Linked DNA regions of Homo sapiens: region 2 is linked to region 1. A link is a loop called in an ENCODE intact Hi-C map of the cell type or tissue named here. Cell type or tissue: IMR-90. All regions are shown on one strand. Links, peaks and the distances in the headings refer to the core of each region. The heading gives the core; the rest is flanking DNA.

Region 1 (5,388 bases), core at 246-5,245:
AAAAACACTGACACAGGCATTCAAACACTGACACAGGCATTCAAATCAGAGCATCCTCAATTCACACCTGTTTTTTAAACCCATGCGTGCGCACACACACACACACACACACACACACACACGTTACATGGAACGTTTCCTACTAGCCTGTAAACTGAATATAGGCTAAAAAGGTAGAACTATTAATAAATTTAGACCTTAATATTAACTGAAACATTTAGGTGGTGAGTGATATAAAATTTTCCTCCTGAAAATTAGAGTTTTCTCTTCATTTCAATGTAATAGCAATGAGCAGTCCACCTCAATGCTGTATATGTGATTCTCCTAGCTTCATTATATAGATATCAATATAATTGCAGGAATATTACAAATATTAAAGACAAATAATAATATTCTCATGGACTCACTTAGGTGCTTGAATTGAGGCAGCCCTCAAAATTTTTCATAATCCCATCCAACTTCCATTTGACTCAGATCAGAGTTCCTGACAGTGGCTGTCAAGAAAGAAATGGGACCTTTGGCTGGCGTGGTGGCTCATGCTTGTAATCCCAGAACTTTGGGAGGCTGAGGTGGGTGGATCACTTGAGGCCAGGAGTTTGAGACCAGCCTGGGCGGCATGTATAAAACCTGTGTCTACTAAAAACACAAAAATTAGACAAGTGTGGTTGTGGGTGACTGTAATCCCAGCTACTTGGGAGACTGAGGCATGAGAATTGCTTGAACCCAGGATGTGAAGGTTGCAGTGATCCGATATCATGCCACTGCACTCCAGTCTTGGCAACAGAATGAGGCTGTCTCAAAAATAACAATAAAAATAAAGAAATGGGACTTTGAATATGATTTCAAAGCATAGGAAAAAGTATGGAGTAAAGAAGAAAAAACACAGATAAGGAAGAAACACTAGAAAGTTCTTTTCCTCTATATTGACTGGATAAAATAAATAACAGTATTTGTAGATACTGCATTTGCTGATTATAAAACAACTATTTTGCTTTCTACACAAAATAGCTTTTTTTCTTCGGAGTTGTATGCTAAGCAAGAGGTCTCTGCTTAGGAAACCTATTTGAAAATATAATAAGATGTATTTCAGTAGGGAGAGAACCAACTAAAACATGAAAAAAATATTTTATAAAACTCAATAAAATACTAATGATTTTGCAAAAAAAAGTGGACTTTCATGAATGCTTAATGCAGTGTTCACAATATGGACAAAATTTTTACCTCTCTTTTCACTTAACATGGTATCAAGAGCATTTTCTTAAGTCTCAACCTTAACTATATACCTTCTTAACATGTGTATTTCTTCAAACCCAGTATATAGCTGCACGTGTGGGCTAGATTTGGGGGATATAAAAAATGTGGAGAAACTTTTCTGTTAATTGGTTTGTTGGACATCGTTGGATACTGTAAGATACTGTTACACAGTATAAGACAAAGATTGACAGATGGAATCCCAAAATATTGGGAAAGTTGAAGTTTGTTCTTTGTGAGAAAGAACTATTCCGCTAACTGACCCTCAGAGACTTATCCACTCTATTTATAATGCTGGAGCCTAGTGAGCCTCCCCAGCTTGCGGGATAAGGGGGGCGTTATCTTGCCAGATAGGATTTAAGAATGAAGGAGCAGAGGGTCTCTTTCTTCCAAAAATGATGGTGGGTGAAACTGAGCTCAGCATGCCAAATTTACCCTTAAATTCCCAGTATGATAGATTTCTCTGCTCCCCAGGAGAAAGGGAGTAAAGGAACAGAAATAGGGCAGAAGTGTTTAGGGAAAATCCCTCCTCATAGAAACCAGAACAGCTGAGAAAACGTGTTTCTCTCTAGTGGAAATGACTCCTTAATCCCCTTGGATTTTTTCATTCAACACTCTTGGTGGCTTCAGCACATGGTTCAAGGTGGCTTTGAGGGATTAAGCATCAAAAATCTAAGAAGTGTAATGCAGTGTAATTGGTAGCACTGTTTTGTATTGCTTTGAATCCTAATGTTTTCTTTTGGGTCCTATGCCCAGAGCTGTGTTAATATGCTTGAATGTTTTAAGCTTATTTTAACTAGCCACCACTGGTAAGAATGCTGACAAGTAAGCCACTAAGATCCACATACTTGACTTCAAATGGTCTAGTTCCACAAACAAATCAATGACACTTTGTCTTGCTTTACAGATGTTTGTTCAAATATATCAGTTACATCATTGTTCAGAATTTTACACCCCAGAGTTTATTCTAAAGACAGATGAAAGATATGTTTCTGAGTTCTTAGAAGTATGGGAAATATTATTCATACAAGATATAAACAATAACATTTCTGTAGACATTTACTTTTCTGTTACTATGTATAATGTGTATATATATATATAAAATACAGGCTGCTAAGTGTATTGTCCACTATGAGGACCAAGTGGGTTATGATTGCCAAAGTTGAAGCTGTTTTAGTAAGAAAAACAATTAGTGAGAGATCTCAAAGTTAAACTGTCTCTATGCCAAATAAAAAAATATGTGTTTTGCAAAACCTACAAATCTTAGTTTTCAAATGATATTGAAAAAACAAACATGCCTGAAGTACAAATGTGATAGGTGTTATTGCCTCAATTCTTACTGACTTCTGATAAACAAGTTTTAAAACAAAAGCAGAGAGAATATTAAATGACATCTTATGATGAAGGAGTTTTACCAGGAGTCTTTTGCATTTAGTGATTTGGTGGCCTTTGAAGATTTCTTACAATTTAGGGAGGGGAATTGTTCTTGGCTGAGGTCCATGAGTACATGTGGGGACTGAGAGAGGCTGACCAGAATTCTAAAATAAGTCTGTGTTTATAGTACTCACAAATCACAGCTGACTTGTGGTTGAGGCTGTTACCCTTCATTTCTAGAAAGGTGCAAGGGTGCCCTCTGGGGCCCTGGTGAGAAAGTTTTTCCTCACACTTTCTTGAATTATCTGGGCCATCAAATCAGAAACCTCAGAGGCCATTGGCAAGGTTTTAGCCAGCTGAAGTGGAGCCTGCGAAGTGGTCGCAACAGCACGATCAACTGAAGTCGGGATTGCCAGTAATTGCCAATTCCACCTCTAATTGTCCTCTAGGCCCTTCTAACAATGTGTGACATTGCCGTGCTGGCCTGCCCATCCCTCAATCAGAATGCCAAACTGCTACTTTAATGACAGGTTGACTTGTGTTGTGACTCTTTTGGTAATAATAATAATGTTCTTTGCAAAACCACACAATACTGTTTCTTAAAGTGCCCTCAAATTACATCATTTGTTGCATTAGCCATAGAGACTATAGAATCTGAAGAACATTACAGATGATCTAATTTAACCTATTTGTTCTGTTAAAAAGGAAATGGAGGGTGAGGACTAATGTGACACAACTTTACTACCACAAGATTTGAATCCAGAATTTGTTATTCTGAATCCAAATTGAGCAAAGTTTCCATTACACAATGTTTACAGCAAATGTGGGCATGAGACAGGATACATATTATTCCCAGTTTATAGATGAAGCTATTGAAGATCATGAAGGTTAAGTGACTTATACATGGGCACATGACCAAGTCAGGACAAAGCTAAGAAGGAACTCACTTCCTTTGATTCCCAGTTAGTGTTTTTTACAAACACACATATGCATGAACACAAACTCAGAAACTGAGATACAAATCTTCCATTAACCAGCTGGTCAACTATTAATCATTTACTGAGCATCAGATATTTTCCTGGTCAGTAGGGATATTTTTAAACAGGACAGAGTCAGGATTTCCAGGGTGTGTCAGCCAGCATCCAAAGTGCCCCCCAAATGATTTTTGCCTCTTTATATATATATCATATGAATATATATTCATATATATTCAATATATATATTCATGTGATATATATATTTTATATATATATATATTTCTACCCTAGTCTAGTCCTTTCTCACATTGAATAGGGATGACCTGTATAAACTATAGGACAGTGCTGGAACAACCATGTGTTACTTCCAAGTCTAGATAAAAAAGCACATTGTGATTTCTGCCTTGCTTTCTCTTGGATCACTTGCTCTTGGGGAATCCAGCTGCCATATTGTGAGGACACTCCAGCAGCCCTGTGGAGAAATCCATGTGGCAAGGAATTGAGACCTCTGTCTGGTCACCAGCATAAACCTGCCTACCATGTGTGTCAGCCATCTTAAAATCAGATTTTCTAGCCCCAGTCAAGTCTTCAGATGACTGCAGCCCTGGCTGACATCTAACTGCAACCTTGTATGAGACTCTGAGGCAGAACAACCCAACTAAGCCACTCCCAAATTCTTAACTCACAAAAAAGTATGTGAGATAATAAATGATTGTTGTTGTTTCAAGCTGCGAAGTTTTACATAATTATGCAGTGATTGATAACTAATATTGAGGAAGTGATAAACACATAATAAATAAAATAATTTCAGATGTCAATAGTGTTATGAAGAAGATAAAGGAGAACAATATGATAGAGGAATGGGGGAAAAGCTGCTTTGCTAAGACTGGGAACCTCTCTGAGGAAGTAACACTTGAGACAAGACTGAGCATAAAGAAGCAATCATGGCTGGGTGCGGTGGCTCATTCCTGTAATCCTAGCACTTTGGGAGACCGAGGTGGGAGAATTGCTTGAGGCCAGGAGTTCAAGACCTCAAGAACAACTTGGCCAACATAGCGAGACCCTGTCTCTTAAAAAAAATCAATCATGAAAAGATCTGAAGGAAAAGAAACCCAGAAAGAAGCAGGAGTAGGGACAAAGACCCTGAGTCAGGAAGATTGGCATGTTTGAAGCACAGAAAGCTACCCAATTTGGCTGGAGGATGGTGAATTGGGGAGAAAGTTGAGCATGGTAAAATCAGAGATACAGGAAGGGGCTAATCACAAAAAGCCCTGAAGGTAATGGAAAGTCATTGGAGGATTTGTGGCTAGAGGAGGCACATGATCTGATTTAAACGTTGGAAAGATCTTTCTGGCTGTGTGTAGGCACTGGATAGTCGGAGGGTGGGAACGCATACAGAAAGAGAAATTAGAGGCTGTTGCAGCTGTTCTGAAAAGTGATAGTTGCCAATTGAACTAGGGTGGCAGCAGTGAAGTGGTAAGAACTGGTTGGACTTGGGATATATTTTGAAGATAGGGCTGACAGGACTTGCTAATGGAATTGGTGTGGGGTATGTGGGAAAGGGAAATTAAGGACAACTCAGCTGTGAGCCATGTGGTTGAGAAACCACTGTTGACTTCAGGTTTTTCATGTGAAAAAAAAAAAGGTAATAACTGGACCTATCTTTGTGATATGACATACTTTATTGGACATTTCTTTAAAAAGCATTCAGCATTCAGCAGCTTCAAGAGATTCTTACTGCTCATGACCTCACTCAAGTTTATTAGAGTTGTTTTGCTTGGGAAGG
Region 2 (5,388 bases), core at 299-5,298, 500 kb before region 1:
GCCTGGAGATTGGGGTGCCTCAGTAGCTTGACCTGAGTCAGGGCTAGTTCAGTTCCAGGTAGGCAGAGAACTGTGGTGGCTTGGCCTGGAAGGCAAGGTGATCCAGCTCAGCCAAGGCTTTGATTCCCCAGGATGCAAGGCACTGTGTCTACTGAGCCCTAGAAATTTCAGCTACCAGGTTCAGTGGAGCCTCTGCATCCCTGATGGTAGAGTGCAGGATGAGCTGGGGTGCTGGGAGGTGCAACTGCTCTCTTGTGCAGAAGACCTGAGGTCCCTGGTGGATGGGCTACTACATCTGCTCTGGGGCCAGGGTCATGACTTTTCCCGTGTTCAGGAGGCCACAGGACTGGATGCTGCCTCAGCTGTAGCTCTAGGGGTGTGACTGCTCTGAGAGTTCAAAGTTCTGGATCCCTGGCTGTGGGGTATCACTTCAGTTTGTCCCTGAGGAGAGGGAATACCAGCAACTGAGACGGCAGGATGAAACGGCTTTGTGGTAGCTTGGTCCTGGGGGTTGGATGTAGCAGCAACTCTGCTCAGAGATACTGGGCTCCTGGGTAGATGTGGGACAGGGGTGGCTGAGCCTCTTGGGATGGAGGTATACAATGGCTACTCACCCTGGAGCAGAGCTCACTCTAACATTGCTTCTGTTCCACAGTGGTGCAGAGAAGTAGCAGTACAGGCTAGTGGAGGCATGCAGTATAGGCTCCTCTAAGGTTAGCTCAGCATATGGACTCCAGGGAACTGTCTCAGCTGGGCTCAGAACCTGTGAGGACTGTAGGAGTCTCCAGTAGTGAAGACTGCAGGTAGCCGAGATGGTGATGGGGGTGCTGGGATCCTCTTGCTCACCTTTTCCCTGCAAGGAAAAGTCCCTCCTGGTTCCAAGCTGATCTCAACTGTGGGGATGGAGTGGTGGAGGCGAGGTATTTTCTTCCATTTTCTATGTGGCCATCTTGGGTTTCTGAGCTCTATAGGATTCCTGCTGGATTTTTCCTATTCCCTAGTGCTCTCTTTTAGCTATTTTAGTCAAAATGTAGTTATTTATTCATTGTTTTGTTCTGTTTTGTGTGTGTGGAAGAGTGCTAGGAGCTTCTAGTTGGCCATCTTACTGATGTCCTAATTTGTATGTCCTAATTCCATAAAGACTCCAAAGTCTTTATGGAATTCTAAATTTTTATGAATCCAAAGACAGCATAAACATAAAACAGGTTTATTTCAACTATAGACACAAAGCAAACATTTTTGTTGTGCATTCCTTGACTAAGGCCTTTAACCATAAGCTATGTAATACCAGACTAGATCACTATTGACCGTCCCTCACCTTCCTAAACTGTGCTTAGTGACAGCCGCTGACAAACCTGAGGAATAGGGAAGCCAACAATTACACAGTCCCAAACAAACATGGTATACAACCAAACCTCCACAATTTTACCATCTCTTTCTTCTTTTTCTATCTATCTGCCTGTCTCTGTCCCCTTCTCTTTCTCTGTTTTATGCACACACACACACACACACACACACACACACAGACACACACGCTTCCTTCTCCCTCCCGTCCTTTGCTGATGTGTCTGGGAGGGGGGCTGAATCAGGAGCAGGGGGGCTGGTCCCTGGCTTGGCTTTTTTTCTGGGTCACCTCTTGCTGACCCCCAGGTGCTCAGTTCTCTTCTCCGGTGCCTTGTTCAGCCCCCTTTGCTCTTGCTTCTTCATTTTTTTTCTGATGTGAAAACATCCTGGGAAATTTGCATATTTGGCTGTAGTCAGGAGGTCTTGGACAGGGTTTAGTGACTGTGTTGGAACCATTTGCTATTCTCTCACTAATCCCATAGACAGGAGATGGGGGAGTGAGGGTGGGTGGAATCTCACCACTGCCCCCTGAGAGGGAGTAACTGAATCAATAGCACTGTAGCTGTTTCCATCTGTCAGGGTGACATGCCAACTGGCTAATGCTGAATTATTGATACTCCTTCCCAAAGTGAGTTAACCAAACAATTCAAAATCAGTGAAAAGGGGGTGGTCGATTGCAAATGAGGTTAAGTCCATTTTGTCACAAGGACAGGAAGCTGATGGCTGCCTCCAAGCCAAATCTGCTTGATTTATGTTATTGCTGAGAGGTCTTCAGTGCCACAAAGGGAAAGAACACAATAGAACAACAAAATTAGCCTTTTTACAAAAGAGGATTCAGATCACTTTCCAAATGAGCCATATTTACTACTAGCTCCCCATCCCCCCAGCAGTAGAACTGGTATAGAAATAACCAGAAGGGAAGTTCTTTCATAGTTAAAAAAAAAAAAAAAAAAAGCCAAGGTTTCCTTGAAAAACTGGATTCCTCCATGAATTTGACCCTCAATCTTGACTGAAAGGTGATTACTGGAAACACAAAAGCTCACTGGCTAAATTCCTACTCTGATTTCTCTACCGGGTATTAGGATCCGTAGAGCAATTAATGAACCTGAGATATGACAACCCACTGATTTTACTGAGCAGTGTCTTGGGAGATCACAAAGCATTCTCTTATGTATTCAGTGTCATAAATTCTACCCTTTAGGGAGCACATTAATTGTTATGCACTGAGTAAACAGCTGCTTTATATTGTTTACAGAGGTGCCAGGAGGTGCTTGCCCTGAAATTGTGTATGCCCCAGGCTGCCAGGTGTAATAAATAAATGGGCAAGTTGTGAATTTCCATTCATTTAGATGGACTTTTTATTAAAGTGCCTGCCAAGACACATGCACAGACCAGAATGTTTAAAGAATTAACGTTCATAGATTTTAAACATTCCACAGCATTTCACCTGTCTACAGTTTTCAATCTTTCTCAAAGCCTAGTGAACTGTTACAAACACAGGTCTGTAGCACCATCTAGTGGACAGGAAGCAGGGGTAGTGCACAGATAACTGGCTATAAAATTTGAAAGCCAAATTTCGGGTATGGCCCAACCTTCTTGTTCATCGTAGGGTATCCCAGTCATATTCTGAGCAGAATGAAACATGAATTGGATGGCAGGAATGGGTGCTACAGTTTGGCTGAGGCATCCATTATTTGGGGAGGAAGCGGGGGTGGAGGCTGCAACCAGATGGAGCAGTGCATTGATCTGTGCATTTTGATCAGTGGAGAAATCAGTTATTAATCAACAAAGAACTATTGATTTCCCAGCACAGCTGCAGCCAGACAACAGCGTATCAGCTGTTACTATTAACAACCAGTGTTTTGGGAAGTTAACCACTAGCAACTCTGCCCTTGGCTTCAGTAAACAGATCATTAAATGATGGGAAGAACCTGAACTCTCCAGAGGGACAGCTAGAGGAGACTGAGGAATTTTAAACAAAACATGAAACTAATTTGCATTTTGTAGTTCAAAATGGAGCTAGTCATTAGCTCCTTTTAGACAAAAATAATGTGAAAACTGTATATTTATACTGTGTGCATTTTTTGGCTTAACTAAAAATTCAGTTATTAGGACCAATAAAAAAATCAATAATCAACAAATATTATCAACAGCCTACCTCGTACCAGGCACTCCTCTAGGGGAAACAGACATTAAATCCCTGCCTTTGTATTAATATTTAATAGTTGGCATCATGTGACATAGACATTATGGTGCTGCCACAAAGTGGAACCAAAGTTTCTCTAATTTTGTATAAACACACTTTAGAGTTACACTAAAATACCATTATGGCACGAGATATATTTCTCAAAAGAGAAACAATAACCAAATATATTCAGTTTAGCCATTAACATTTTTCTCTTATTTCACTTTAATGGGATTATCCTTATTGATAATGCTAAATATTTACTTGGGCCTTCAACAAGGGGTGTGTGTGTGTGTGTGTGTGTGTGTGTCTGTGTCTGTGAAATTGTCCTATAACCAGCAATTTCAGATGAATGAGTATAAAGTGCTTCAGGCACTTGGACTAAAGCTGGTTCCTAAAAGCTTGCTGCACAGGGTCCATTGTCAAAGGAAGAAAAACTGGTGTTGGAGGCTGCCTGCCATGCTGGGTTGATTATTGGGATTTCACACTCTGTTCTGTGGGGACAAGAACCATCCAACTCTGGAAGGATTGACATCTGGAGAATCTGGCAAGTTAGGGAAGGGACATGAGGAAAAACTATAGTTTAAAAAATTTTAATGTTATAGATAGGACTGTAAAAAGCCAGGAGTATGATAACAGGAGTTCTTCAATTTTAGGTAAAAAATTTATTTAAAAAATTTCCCAGCTTTAGTGAGGTATAATTGACAAATAAAACTTGTATATATTTACAATGTACAATGTAATGTTTTGAAATATGTGTATGTTGTGAAATGATTGATCAAGCTAATTCACATATATATTATCTCACGGAGTTATGTTTTGTGGTGAGAACATTTAAGATAATCTCTCAGCAGTTTTCAAGTATATAATATTTTTAAAAGTATATGTTATTATTGTTTATAGTCACCATACTGTACAATAGATCTCCAGAATTTATTCATCCCAACTGAAATTTTGTATTCTTTGACCAATATCTCCCCATCACAGCCCCTTCCCCAACTTATTTATTTCGGATTTGATTTGCAGAGCGATTGATAGACTTCTATGTTTCAGACACTGAAGTAACTAAGATGAGTAAGACAAGCTTCCTGCATGTGAGATACTTCTTCTTAAGTAATGGAGAAGAAACTTGGGTAATTACCATTAGTATGAAGAGAAATAGCTGATAAATAGTCTTTAGAGCAGTAGTTCTCAAACACAAACGTGCATTAGAATCACCTGCAGGGTTTGTTAAACTACCGATTGCTGTGACCACGCCCAGAGGTTTGGCTTCAGTAGGTCTTCGGTGGGTTCTGAGAATTTGCATTTCTAACAAGCTCCAGGTGATACTGATGGTTTGTCTACCACTATTTTAGAGGGGGGTGGTGGTGGGTAGGGAAGGCTTCAAGGAGGAGTGACAACTCTGCTAGGACTGGTAATAAATATTAAGAGTTTGGTAATGGAGAGGGGGCATGAGCATGCCAGGCAGAGAACGGCATGAGAAGATACATCCGGGAATGAGTGAGCCATTCAGGGACACTAAAGTTCCAGGCACACGGGGAAGAGCAGGGAGATGAGGCCCAAATTGCAGGCCAGGGCATTTCTCAAGGGCCTTGAGTGCTGGGTTAAGAGTCAGGACATTGCCCCATGAACAATGTGGAACCATTAGAGGTTTTTCAGAAGAGTGACATGATCAGATTTGTTTCCTAGACAGGAAATTGTTTACCATTTGAAGAGAGGAGAACCAGAGGCAGGAAAAGCAATTAGGAAGCTGTTTCAATGGTCCAGGTGATAGATATTAGGGGCTTTAACTGAGCTGATGGAGGTAGGAATGAACACACAAAAACAAATGAGAAAGAGATTTAGGAGGTAGGATCAAT

Evidence for each region. Hi-C counts contacts between places; a loop is a spot of excess contacts. Peaks named below come from ENCODE experiments on the same cell type or tissue, not always from the same donor. Only the 100,000 strongest peaks of a DNase experiment are listed, where the experiment ranks them.
Region 2: it touches region 1 in a loop (4-fold over the local background); 2 of 110 quality-filtered maps call a loop at or near these places.

What each region holds. Positions count from the first base shown.
Region 1 is chr6:71,507,423-71,512,810 of GRCh38, forward strand. No RefSeq gene overlaps it. Among named protein-coding and RNA genes, the nearest start is that of LINC01626, 89 kb to the left of the region's middle. In IMR-90, for the core only: a CTCF peak has its summit at 2,875 (motif pointing left); a DNase peak (open chromatin) is centred at 2,849.
Region 2 is chr6:71,010,175-71,015,562 of GRCh38, forward strand. No RefSeq gene overlaps it. Among named protein-coding and RNA genes, the nearest start is that of B3GAT2, 56 kb to the left of the region's middle. RefSeq lists an enhancer at 1-197. In IMR-90, for the core only: a CTCF peak has its summit at 2,862 (motif pointing left); no DNase peak of the experiment used is centred there; H3K27me3 peaks cover 383 bases.